Regions from separate parts of the Homo sapiens genome. Here region 2 is linked to region 1. A link is an interaction called in ENCODE POLR2A ChIA-PET data of the cell type or tissue named here. Cell type or tissue: A673. All regions are shown on one strand. Links, peaks and the distances in the headings refer to the core of each region. The heading gives the core; the rest is flanking DNA. Region 1 overlaps ST3GAL3 (ST3 beta-galactoside alpha-2,3-sialyltransferase 3). Region 2 overlaps ST3GAL3 (ST3 beta-galactoside alpha-2,3-sialyltransferase 3).

Region 1 (5,000 bases), core at 1-5,000:
CCCAATCCTGTCCATTCTCCCTTTGAATTTCATCCGGCCCCCAACAGCCTCACGTGAGACCCTCATTGTCTGTCACCTGGCTTACCACAAAGCTCTCCTGCTAGGTCTTAGCCTCCTTACGCTCTGTCTTACACACTGCCGCTAGAATGGTTTTCCTGAAGCAAAAATCTGTTGATATCATTAATTTTCTGAAAAATATATAGTGTCTTTCTCTACTCTGTCTACTTTTACTCAATAAAATCCAGACTCCTAACTTGGTATTCAAAACCCCATCTGGTCTGCTTTTCTGCCTTATTTTCACTGTTTCTCCCTCTCTATATTCCTCTCCACTTATCAGTCCCTCTTTTACTTCAGCCACACTGTCATCAACGGTGATGATGCTGATGATAAAAACACTAACAGCAGCATGTATTGAGGACTTAACTACATGCCAGGCACTGTGTTCAGTGCTTTATGTTAATTTGGACATCTAATCCTCATGACATGGCCTTATGAGGTGGGTTCTATTAATGGTCCACCAGTATGGCAAATATGAACTTGAAACATCTTTAAACATTTTTTTTTCAAAAGATCAGTGTCAAAATTCGTTTGGCAGTAAAATCTGACCTGAAATGGTATGAATGTATTTATAGTCCCTTTTAGCATAAAAATTCATTTCATAGAAGAAATATTAATATTTAATTACAGGATGCTGCCCCAAACCTCATAGGGGGATGTTAAATAATATATGGTTTGTGCAGTATGCTGCTTTCCTAAAATCTGAACACTTTGGGATTCTAATACTATCTAGTTTGAGGGGGCTCAGATAAATTTTGAACTTTGTGTTACTCTTTTTACAGATGAGGAAATTAAGGCTCAGCAAGATTTAAGTAGGTTGCCCAAAGTTACATAGTGGGAAAAACAGTGGAGCCCGGATTAGCACCATGGTGGCCTGGTTCAAACGCATGCCTTGTCTGCTGTGCTGCACAGGTCCATGCCACCTGCAGGTCCCTGCCCTCGACCTCTTCTGGGTTGCTGGCTTTCTGCCCTCCCTGTTCTCCCAGTGCTCAGCCCTGGCTGACTTCCCTTCCATTCCTATTCACCCAGGCTGGCTCCTTTCAGTAGCAGCCTCCATGCCTTTACCCCCTTGTCCTCCTGAAAATGTCCCACTGATACCAAGCTCTGACCAAGTCTGCCCATCTTGTCTCTGATTGGGCTGTCTTTCATTTGAGACTCGATAGAAAGGTGAATCACACTCATCTCCCAGTTTCAGACTGTGCCCTATTCAGTACTTGGCAATATTGCCTTTTCCATTTCCTTTATCAGCTTCCTTTCCTGTTTCTAGAGCAGCTGTACTAAAACTTTTCCCATCCCCTGAGCTCCAAACCTTATATACCATCTTACTCTCAGTTTCAGCAGCACATGCCTAGTTCCATATTCATTCCACCTGCTTGAGTCGTACACACAGGGGTTTGTAAGCAGTGCCACCCTTACACTGCCCCCACCCCCCGCAGTCTTAGAGGGCAGCAGCTGGTAGAATTCCAGCTACTCCCAGACTTCCTGATGTCCCTGTGAACGCTGTTGCCCTAGGGGATGTCCTGCCCCTGATCTGCACCCAGGTACCTTTTGTCTCCTGGCATGACATAGCAGTTTCTTCCTCAATTTCATGGTGACTCACTTTTTAAAAATAGTCTTTGATGTGTCAAAGCCTTTTTATGAAGGTCTAAATAGATTGTATGGACTGGTTCCCTTTCAGTCACATGCATTTTTACCTCCTGAAAGAAACCCTACTAAATTAGTTAGGTATGATTTTACCTTCCTGAAACCACACACCCCTCACTTTCCATGCTTCAGTGCCTTTCCATAGCTGTTCCCACACTACCAGTACAGCCTGTCCTATAAGGTCATCTCATACCAGCTTAAGTACTATCTCCTCCATATCTTCCCAGTTTCTCCCAGCCAAAAATTCTCCTTGCATCTAAACGACAGGCCAGGCGTGGTGGCTCGTGCCTGTAATCCCAGCACTTTGGGAGGCCGAGGTGGGTGGATCATTTGAGGTCAGGAGTTCGAGACCAGCCTGGCCAACATGGTGAAACCCCGTCTGTACTAAAAATACAAAAATTGGCCGAGTGTGGTGGCACATGCCTGTAGTCCCAGCTACTTGGGAGGCTAAGGCAGGAGAATCGCTTGAACCTGGGAGGCAGAGGTTGCAGTGAGCCGAGATCGCACCACTGTACTCCAGCCTGGGTGACAGAGCGAGACTCTGTCTCAAAATAAATAAATAAGTAAGTAAAAATAAACTCCCATAGCAACTTCTCTAGAGACTTGTAATATCGTTATTTGAATCTCTCTATTATCTCTCTGATGGTTCAAAAGCTCTTTGATGTCAGATACCATGTCTGATCTTTTCATACAGTCTCTCGAGCTTAGTAAGAACTCTGTATATGTTTGGTAAGTTAAATTAATGAAAGTTAAGGAGAAACTTCTTGACATAAGTATACTGCATCAACAGCTTCCATTCACAGTTGAGTCTTTGCCATCAAATTGTTGTACAGAAATTGTTTCCACTGAAGTTACAGATGCTCCCCAGTGAATAATTCTGTGCTATCTTTTCAGCCATCAGCTTCTTCTGCCTCTTTGCCACATTGGGATACTCCTTGTGATCAATTCTCACCTCCTTTGGCTTTCTCTGTCCTGCTACTCCTGTCTCTGATTATTTCACTGTTTTCTTGTCCATATTATCACATCCTCCTAAATTAATGATGATGTTTTTTCTCCTCAGACTTTTCTTTTCTCTGTTTGTCCGCAGGAATCTCATTTACTCAGGTTTTGTTTGGGATTGGGGTTGGGAGGGAAGAAATTGAGGGACTAAGACTGGGGGGGTTAGATCCCTCCAGGATCTAAACAGTTGAGAGACTAAAAAACAAGAAACAGGTGGCGACGTGAACATTGAGGTATCAGTTCTGTTAACAGACTGCTAAACCTCCCAAGTTAAGGGCTCTTTCATAAAGCTAGATTGGAGAAGAAAGTTGAGAGCTGTGGTCCAAGTGGAGCCTCTGCTTCTGAGCTTCAGACCCTGTGGAGGAGACATGTGTTGCTCAGATCCAGCCTGGTGGCAGGTTCACCTCACACAGCCATCCAGAAGGTAGAGGCCTGGATGGTGCTGGAAGGTGAGGTGAGGCCGCTCAGACTGCAGACAGCTTCAATGTAGCAAGAGACATGAAGAGTATTAACTATAGGCAAGGCCTTCTGGGAACTGAAGAAAAACCAAACCTCAAGGCCTCATGGAAAGATGATCCATGGGATAGCTGGTTTTCACAGAGACTGGAACAGGGAGAACATTTTGAATCTAAAGTTGTCTTGCTGCCCTCAACAGCAGGGTTGTGACTCTTGGCTCTGATGCTCTGCCACTAATGTGGGCGCTAGGGCCCAGCATCTAGCGCAGCCTACAGCATCCAAGTCTCTACACTTCTTTGTCTGCTTGTGTCTCCTACCAATCCCCCAACTGTCTGTACTTCCCAATTTAAATTCCCAAAAGAGAGACCCTATCTGCCTCTAGGTGGATGAGGAGTCTATGGATTACCTTCCCTTGAGCCCATGGGCCAGTTGTCAGTGGCCAGAGGGGAGGAAGGGTCATGTGGTTAGGATGCAGCCTACTTTCCATCAAGCAACAGTCAGCATCCATTTGCCCAAGCCCAAGCTAGATATCATTCTCTTCCCTTCCTGTCTCACTCATGTCCCATCAGTCACTACATCCTGAAGTTTTCCCTTTTAAGCATTTTTTTTTGGCATTTCTCCTTTTTTCTCTATTCCCATTGCCATCGACCCGGTTCAGGCCACCATCAGTTCTCACCCAGAGGGTTGCATGAGTCTCCTCCTTATTGATCTCCCTGTCTTCAGTCTCTCTCCCCTAATCTACCTTTTACTCAGTTGCCAGAATAATCAATTTAGTTCCCACATAATGGCCCAAGTTTATATTTAAAAATATAAATCCGACTCTGTTACTCCCGGGGTTTTAAGCAGGGCTTCTCATTGCTAATGAAATAGAACACAGACATCTTTCTGCGGCCTGTACACCCTCCTGCAGATGCGGCTCCTGTCTTCCTCTCTGACCTCGTTTTCCCACCTCCTGCTTTCTGTGCTCTGTGCGCCAGCAACACTGACCTTCTGACTTCTTCTTTAGATGTAGCAGGGCTGCTGCGCTTGCTTTTCCTTCCGCCTGGAACTCTTTCTCTTGATCTTTTCTTAGCTTGCTTCTGTCTCCAGGTCTCAGCCTGGGTGCCACCTCCTCAGAGAAGCCTTCCTGAAACACCCTGTCTAACACTGCCTGTACCTCTACCCTTGGTCTCCGTTACATGCTTTAATATTCTTCGTACTGCTTATCACTGTTCAGTATTTTGTTCATTTCATTTGTTTGGTTGTTTTGTATCTCCCTGACTAAAACAAAAATTCCTTGAGAATAAGAACATTTTTGTTCTTACTCACCACTGTATTTTCAAGCCTAGTGTGTCGTAGTTTCTCAGTAAACATCTGTTAAACTGATAAACAGTGAAATCTCCCTTGTTACTGTTTTTCCCACGGCTGTGTCTTGTGTTTAGCTTTATATGTATTTTTATTTTACCTGTTAGGTTGTGAGCTACTTGAGGGAACAATTTTCTTTTAGTTCATTTTTACGTCTCTCAGGCTTACACATGGTAATTGGCTGAAGATAAGTATACCCCAAAAGGTAGCTCATTTGCTGCATAATTTGTGCTCTGGAAACTTGTCCAATGGCAGAAAGACTGAGCCCTATTCTTCTTCATACTCCCTTTAGATTCCTTTTATTCCACTTCGGAAACCAGACACAGGAAACATCTGACTATAATAAAAGATTGCCAGTAAATTCTAGGTTTCCTCATTGAACAAAGTCATGTGCAGCAAGGCTGTGCTGTACTTTGGTCTGGAATTCAGTTTGGTCACTTGTATGGCAGGCCACATGGCTGCCTCTGGCCTGGGAGCCAGGAACAGCTGGAGCCTGGGAT
Region 2 (6,805 bases), core at 1-5,000, 140 kb after region 1:
CAAGAGAGCTACACCCCAGGGCTGACTTTCTTGTTTACTTTTTTATGATGGAAATTGTCAAGCATATTACGAGTACAGAGGATAATATCATGAACTCCCACGTTCCTGCCCCCCACCTTCCACAGGCATCAACAGGCGGCCAACATTGTTCCATCTCTTCTTTGTCTCATGCTCCCACTCCACTGATTCAAACATGTCTCAGATACCATATATCCCTCCAACCATAAATACTTCATTCAGGCCGGGCGTGGTGGCTCACGCCTGTAATCTCAGCACTTTGGGAGGCCGATGCAGGTGGATCACCTGAGGTCGGGAGTTCGAGACTAGCCTGCCCAACATGGCGAAATCCTGTCTCTACTAAAAATACAAATTAGCCAGTGGTGGTGCGTGCCTGTAATCCCAGCTACTCAGGAGGCTGAGGCAGGAGAATTGCTTGAACCCGGGAGGCAGAGGTTGTAGTGAGCCAAGATCGCACCATTGCACTCCAGCCTGGGCAACAAGAGTAAAACTCCATCTCAAAAACAAAAACCAAACCAAAACAAAAAACTTCATTCATTTTCTCTAAAAGATAAGGACTATTTTTTAAATTATTACACCTAAAAACATGAACAGTAATTCCTTAATATCATCAAATGTCCAGTCCTCTGCTGACCTTTTAACCCTCAATGACTCCTAGTGGGTGCTGTTGACCCTGACCCATCAAATTCGTTACTACTTCTCCAGAGGAGTGATGAGGACGAGGGATAAGTAAAGAGGCAAACGAGTTTCCACATCTGCTTGAATCCTGGCCTTGTCTTTCCTCCAAGTCTCTGTTTTCCCTGTAAAACCTAATTTCATTCAACAAATATTGAGGCACCTACTCTGTGCCTAACAGTCCCTACCCTCAAAGAGAGACAGTGAGCCAGATGCTTAAGTCTTCAAAGAATGGGGATGAGTCGCCCAGGGATCTGCAATGAGGAGGGGCAAGTGCAGATGGCAGAGTATAATGACAGGAGCCTTGAAGGGGCCGGAGGGCTTTAGGGAGTCTGAGGGACAACGGGGTGTAAGGAAGACGCTTCCCGCCTTCAGAGGCTGTGGAGTGTGGAATGTGAGGGAAGAAACGGTCACCACTTGAGAGGGGGTATGGGGGCACTCTCCTTCAGGGCAGCTGGGTTTGTGATTAGCACAAGAGGTTGAAGGGAATGCTCAGAGAAGAGGAATATTGGGAATTTGGCTGATGACTGCGGGAATTTGGCTGATGACTACCTGAGTTTCAGATGTAAAAGATTTGGAAGGTGGAGAAGGTTGACTGGATCAGAATAAGGGCTAGACAGAGCAAGCCATAAGTTCTTTGTAAAAAATTCATTTATTTATTATTTTTCAAAAGATGGGGTTTCTATATGTTGCCCAGGTGGACTAAGCTCAAGTGATCCTCCTGCCTCAGCCTCCCAAGTAGTTGGGACTACAGGCACAGGGCACTGCATCCAGCTCACTTCTCAGCACCACTAAATAGTGGCTGTTAACAGTTATTGGCCGGGCACGATGGCTCACACCTGTAATCCCAACACTTTGGGAGGCTGAGGCTGGTGGATCACAAGGTCAGGAGATAGAGACCATCCTGGCCAACATGGTGAAACCCCATCTCTACTACAAATACAAAAAATTAGCCAGGTGTGGTGGCAGGCACCTGTAGTTCCAGCTACTCAGATGACTGAGGCAGGAGAATCCCTTGAACCCGGGGGGCGGAGGTTGCAGTGAGCCAAGATCGTGCCACTGCACTCCAGCCTGGGCAACAGAGCAAGACACCATCTGAAAAAAAAAACAAAAACATTTATGGTGGTCCGGGCACGGTGGCTCATGCCTGTAATCCCAGCACTTTGGGAGGCTGAGGCAGGTGGATCACCTGAGGTCAGGAGTTCAAAACCAGCCTGACCAACATGGTGAAACCCCCATCTCTACTAAAAATACAAAATTAGCTGGGTGTGGTGGTGCACTCCTGTAGTCCCAGCTACTCAGGTGGCTGAGGCAGGAGAATCGCTTGAACCTGGGAGGCAGAGGTTGCAGTGAGCTGAGATCACACCACTGCACACCAGCCTGGGCAACAAGAGCGAAACTCTGTCTCAAAAATAAATAAATAGATAAAAAATAAACAGTTATGGTGAAGCTCAATGCTGACAAACGCAACAGAGAGGTCACTTGGGGACAAACTCTGATAAGGCTGCTGTCATTCAGCCCTTCATTCATTAAATCAAGCCTTTTTCATCAAAGTTTTCTGGTGAGAGTCCTGGGGTTAGGAAAGGACCCTATCCCAGGTACAGTCTTCCCCAGAAGCCTCTTCTAGTAATTTTGAAATATATGACATTATTATTAACTATAGTCAAATGTGCTCACCATAAAAAATTGGTAAGTAGGTGAGGTTGGCTTGATTTAATTATTCCACAATGTATACATCTATCAAAACATCACATTCTACCCCAAAAATATGTACAATTCTTTCAATTAAAAAATTAGTTTTAATTATTATTTTTTTTTTTTGAGACAGAATCTCTCTCTGTTGCCCAGGCTGGAGTGCAGTGGCGCGATCTCGGCTCACTGCAACCTCTGCCTCCCGGGTTCAAGCGATTCTCCTGCCTCAGCCTCCTGAGTAGCTGGGATTATAGGCGCTACCATCACACCCAGCTAATTTTTGTATTTTTAGTAGAAACAGGGTTTCACCATGTTGGTCAGGCTGGTTTGAACTCCTGACCTCGTGATCCACCCGCCTCGGCCTCCCAAAGTGCTGGGATTACAGGCGTGAGCCACCGCGCCTGGCCTATTTTTAATTTTCTAAAAAAGATTTGCCATCTCTCCGCAGGCCCCATAGCTCCTCTGATCTGGGAGGCAGGATTTCATCCGCCGCCCCCAGGCCTGGAGAGTAGATTGCATCAGGCCAGGGAGTGACTCAGCCACCCCTTGCTGTTGGACTTCAGTGACTCACACTGCCTGCCCGCAGGGTGTCTATAACCTAGGTGCTTCATGACAAGAAGTGGCTTGAAGTCTGTGGGAACAAGGTCCTTCCGCCAGCACTGAGGAGGGAGGTTGGGAAGCTTAACGGTTTTCCTGGGACGAGGAAAGGGGTATGAAGGTTCTTTTTTCCCTGTCTTGGGAAGGGAGGAGGATGAGCTGTGGCACTCCTAGAGCAGGGTCATCATTACCGTGTAGACACAACTGATTACCAGTATCTGCCTTCAGGTTTCCACAGTCACGGAGTATTGGAGAGTGGTGACGAAGAAGGCACCGAGCCCTGGAAGGGGCAGTAAAGGTTTGAGCAAAGGCCCAACTGATCACTTCATCTCTCCTTTCAGTCCTGGACGCACAATATCCAGCGAGAGAAAGAGTTTCTGCGGAAGCTGGTGAAAGCTCGCGTCATCACTGATCTAAGCAGTGGCATCTGAGTGGGCCCAGCACATGGCCATAGAGGCCCAGGCACCACCAGGAGCAGCAGCCAGCACCACCTACACAGGAGTCTTCAGACCCAGAGAAGGACGGTGCCAAGGGCCCCAGGGGCAGCAAGGCCTTGGTGGAGCAGCCAGAGCTGTGCCTGCTCAGCAGCCAGTCTCAGAGACCAGCACTCAGCCTCATTCAGCATGGGTCCTTGATGCCAGAGGGCCAGCAGGCTCCTGGCTGTGCCCAGCAGGCCCAGCATGCAGGTGGTGGGACACTGGGCAGCAAGGCTGCTGCCGGAATCACTTCTCCAATCAGTGTTTGGTGTATTATCATTTTGTGAATTTGGGTAGGGGGGAGGGTAGGGATAATTTATTTTTAAATAAGGTTGGAGATGTCAAGTTGGGTTCACTTGCCATGCAGGAAGAGGCCCACTAGAGGGCCCATCAGGCAGTGTTACCTGTTAGCTCCCTGTGGGGCAGGAGTGCCAGGACCAGCCTGTACCTTGCTGTGGGGCTACAGGATGGTGGGCAGGATCTCAAGCCAGCCCCCTCCAGCTCATGACACTGTTTGGCCTTTCTTGGGGAGAAGGCGGGGTATTCCCACTCACCAGCCCTAGCTGTCCCATGGGGAAACCCTGGAGCCATCCCTTCGGAGCCAACAAGACCGCCCCAGGGCTATAGCAGAAAGAACTTTAAAGCTCAGGAGGGTGACGCCCAGCTCCGCCTGCTGGGAAGAGCTCCCCTCCACAGCTGCAGCTGATCCATAGGACTACCGCAGGCCCGGACTCACCAACTTGCCACATGTTCTAGGTTTCAGCAACAAGACTGCCAGGTGGTTGGGTTCTGCCTTTAGCCTGGACCAAAGGGAAGTGAGGCCCAAGGAGCTTACCCAAGCTGTGGCAGCCGTCCCAGGCCACCCCCATGGAAGCAATAAAGCTCTTCCCTGAGCCTGGCCTCTTTTTGCCTTCTCTGACTTTCCTGGAAGAAACAGGAACCTAAAGCCTTAGCAACTATGCCAAACCCTCGGGCCCTCTCTCCAGTCCACAGAGTCCTGGGTCCCTTTCACTTCTTGTGTCAATGCAGGACCTAGGTAGCCATCCAGAGGCCTCTGGAGCATCTCCTGTATCCTCTTTGCTTTGAGACCAGAGGTTTCAGGGCACACTCTTAGAGGAGACAGAGGCACAGGACTGGAGCCCTAGGACATTGCCTTGGGGTGCCACAGCCCCACCTCTGGAAGGACAGATATTCCTGCAAGCACAGGAAAGATATACTGCTGAGCCCCTGCAGCAAGCAGAGGCTCACAGACCTACCCTACTACTGACACTCCCGTCCCTCTGGGAAGGACATGCCCCAGCCCCAATCATTAGCACAGAGGCACACCCTCTCCCTTCAGCCCTGCTCTAGGTATCCTCTGTCATACTTTAGAAAAGATATCACGTCGCCTTCTTAAGAGTCCTAGAGTCTGATCCCTCTCTTCCCCAGCATCCCCAGGCAGGCCTGAGAATGGACAGACCAGACTGTCGCCTGCACTTGAGGCCATGAAGTGAGCTTTCTGTCACACACTGCCACTGTGGCAGGCAGTAAGTGGGGTGGCCGGCTCCTGCTCCTCTCTCCTGCCCACCCCAATCCAAGACTCCAGGCAGCCCTGGGCTGCCCTCCCACTGGTGAGCCCTAAGGCTGGAGTCCCGGCCATCCCAGGGACCAGCAGCCTCCCACATGCTCCTTCCCACTGTGGCCGGCCTTAGGCAGAAGCCTCCTGGGCTAGGGGGGTAAGGGAGGCCCTGACTGAGGGACAGGTCAACCCAGAAACCCCCTCCATTTCTACCGGAAATAAGGCCACTACCATGCACATGTTCCTGCCTGGATGGTGCCCCGTGGAGTTGTACAGGGCATAGGCTGAATGGCCATAAGTGGTGTCCCTGGCTGAAAAAGCCCCAAGGCAGGTGCCCCAACTGAGCAGCCGGTTGTGGGAGGTGACAGAGCAGACTGCTCCCTGCTTGGCCTCCTATCCCAGGGGGCTCCTGGCACGCCTGCAGCAGCCCCACCACCTCCAGCAGCAGTTCTCTGTGGTCTGACTTCTAGTCCTCACCACCGCGGAAAACTACTTTCACACCAGCTATGGTTCTGAGCCCTGGCCATGCACCAGAATCACCTGTGCAATTTGAAAACTGCACATGTCCACCCTGAAAGTCTGATTTGGGTCTGGGTTGAGGCCCGGATGTGGGTAGTTTTTAAAGGTCCCTAGTGGTTCAGAAGCATAGCCAGGGTACAGCTGGTCCACACACATCCCCAGCACTCTCATCCCTGACCACAGCTTCCAATTGCCAGTTGGTTGACAATTCCCAAATTGCCTTTGCCAGCGCAGCTCTCTCTGCTTCCTTCCAGGCTACAAATTCACCGGCTTCCTGAACATTTCCACTTGGATAATCCACAGGCCCTTCCAACTCAACATGTCCAACACCGAACTCATGAGCCCCTGCCTTTCCTCCCAGGAGCCGGGATGTACCCCTCCCCCAGGTCACCCCGCCAAAGGCACACTTTTGCAGGGTCTACCTACCTCCTCACCCTATCCAGTCAGGCACTAATGAATTTTCAAAATTGCGTGTTCCAGATTGGGGCCTGGCAGCCCCACGCTCCCCTCATGCCCTGCATCAGACCTCATCCTCTTTCCACAGCAGCCTCCACCTTTCTCTCCAACCCCATCCTCTTTACTACAGCCAGAGTCATCCACAAAAAATGCCTGTCTGATTACACCATTCTGCTCAAAACCCTCCCATGGTCCCCAGTGTTAGGATCTTTCCATCCATGTTACTCACCCAGCCCTCAACCCACCTGCCAAATTGCCATAATTAGGCATCTGAAATGCTGCCCTCCAGCTACCTACTTCAAGACTCAGCTCAGATGTTCCTCCTCTGTGACCCCTGCCTTCAGCCCTCAGTACCCACTTCTGCCAACACTGCCCCTGCTGTGCCCCAGTGACTCCCGTGTTTGCAAGTGTGTCCGTACTCCAAGCCCTAAGCAGCACAGGAGGTGAGCTGTGGGGAGACTAGAGCAGAGTCAGATCCTGAAAGCTGCGCAGAGGCTAAGCAACCCAACAAGGCAGGTGAACTGGCCGCTGAGAGAAGAATCGGGTGGAGCAGAGAGCAGCTGCTGCAGGGCAGACAGCCGGACCCCCAAATCTGCACGTACCAGCAGTCAGCCGCCCCACGCAGGGACCGGCTTACCCCTCGCTCCCCGCCCTCACTCACTTTCTCCCGCCCTCGGCCCGGCCTCCCAGCTCTCTACTTCGCGAGTCTACAAACTCAACTCCCGGTTTCCGTGCCTCTCCACCGCTCGAGTTCTCTACTCTCCATATCCGAGGGGCCCCTCCCAGCATCTACCCCCCTCCCAACCTCGGGGGA

The links. Peaks named below come from ENCODE experiments on the same cell type or tissue, not always from the same donor. Only the 100,000 strongest peaks of a DNase experiment are listed, where the experiment ranks them.
Region 2: POLR2A ChIA-PET joins it to region 1 with 5 read pairs; 6 of 35 experiments call an interaction of 5 or more read pairs at or near these places.

The regions. Positions count from the first base shown.
Region 1 is chr1:43,782,260-43,787,259 of GRCh38, forward strand. The region is part of intron 2 of ST3GAL3 (ST3 beta-galactoside alpha-2,3-sialyltransferase 3); the gene reads left to right. Among named protein-coding and RNA genes, the nearest start is that of MIR6079, 54 kb to the right of the region's middle. RefSeq lists a silencer at 3,051-3,100. In A673, for the core only: no CTCF peak of the experiment used is centred there; no DNase peak of the experiment used is centred there.
Region 2 is chr1:43,926,809-43,933,613 of GRCh38, forward strand. It overlaps ST3GAL3 (ST3 beta-galactoside alpha-2,3-sialyltransferase 3), which reads left to right. Exons shown (of 12, transcript NM_006279.5): 12 at 3,324-4,351. The coding sequence ends at 3,413. Among named protein-coding and RNA genes, the nearest start is that of ARTN, 3.6 kb to the right of the region's middle. RefSeq lists enhancers at 2,789-3,083, 4,010-4,069, 5,255-5,755, 6,385-6,434. In A673, for the core only: CTCF peaks have their summits at 3,845 (motif pointing right) and 4,049; DNase peaks (open chromatin) are centred at 2,923 and 4,091; H3K27ac peaks cover 1,015 bases.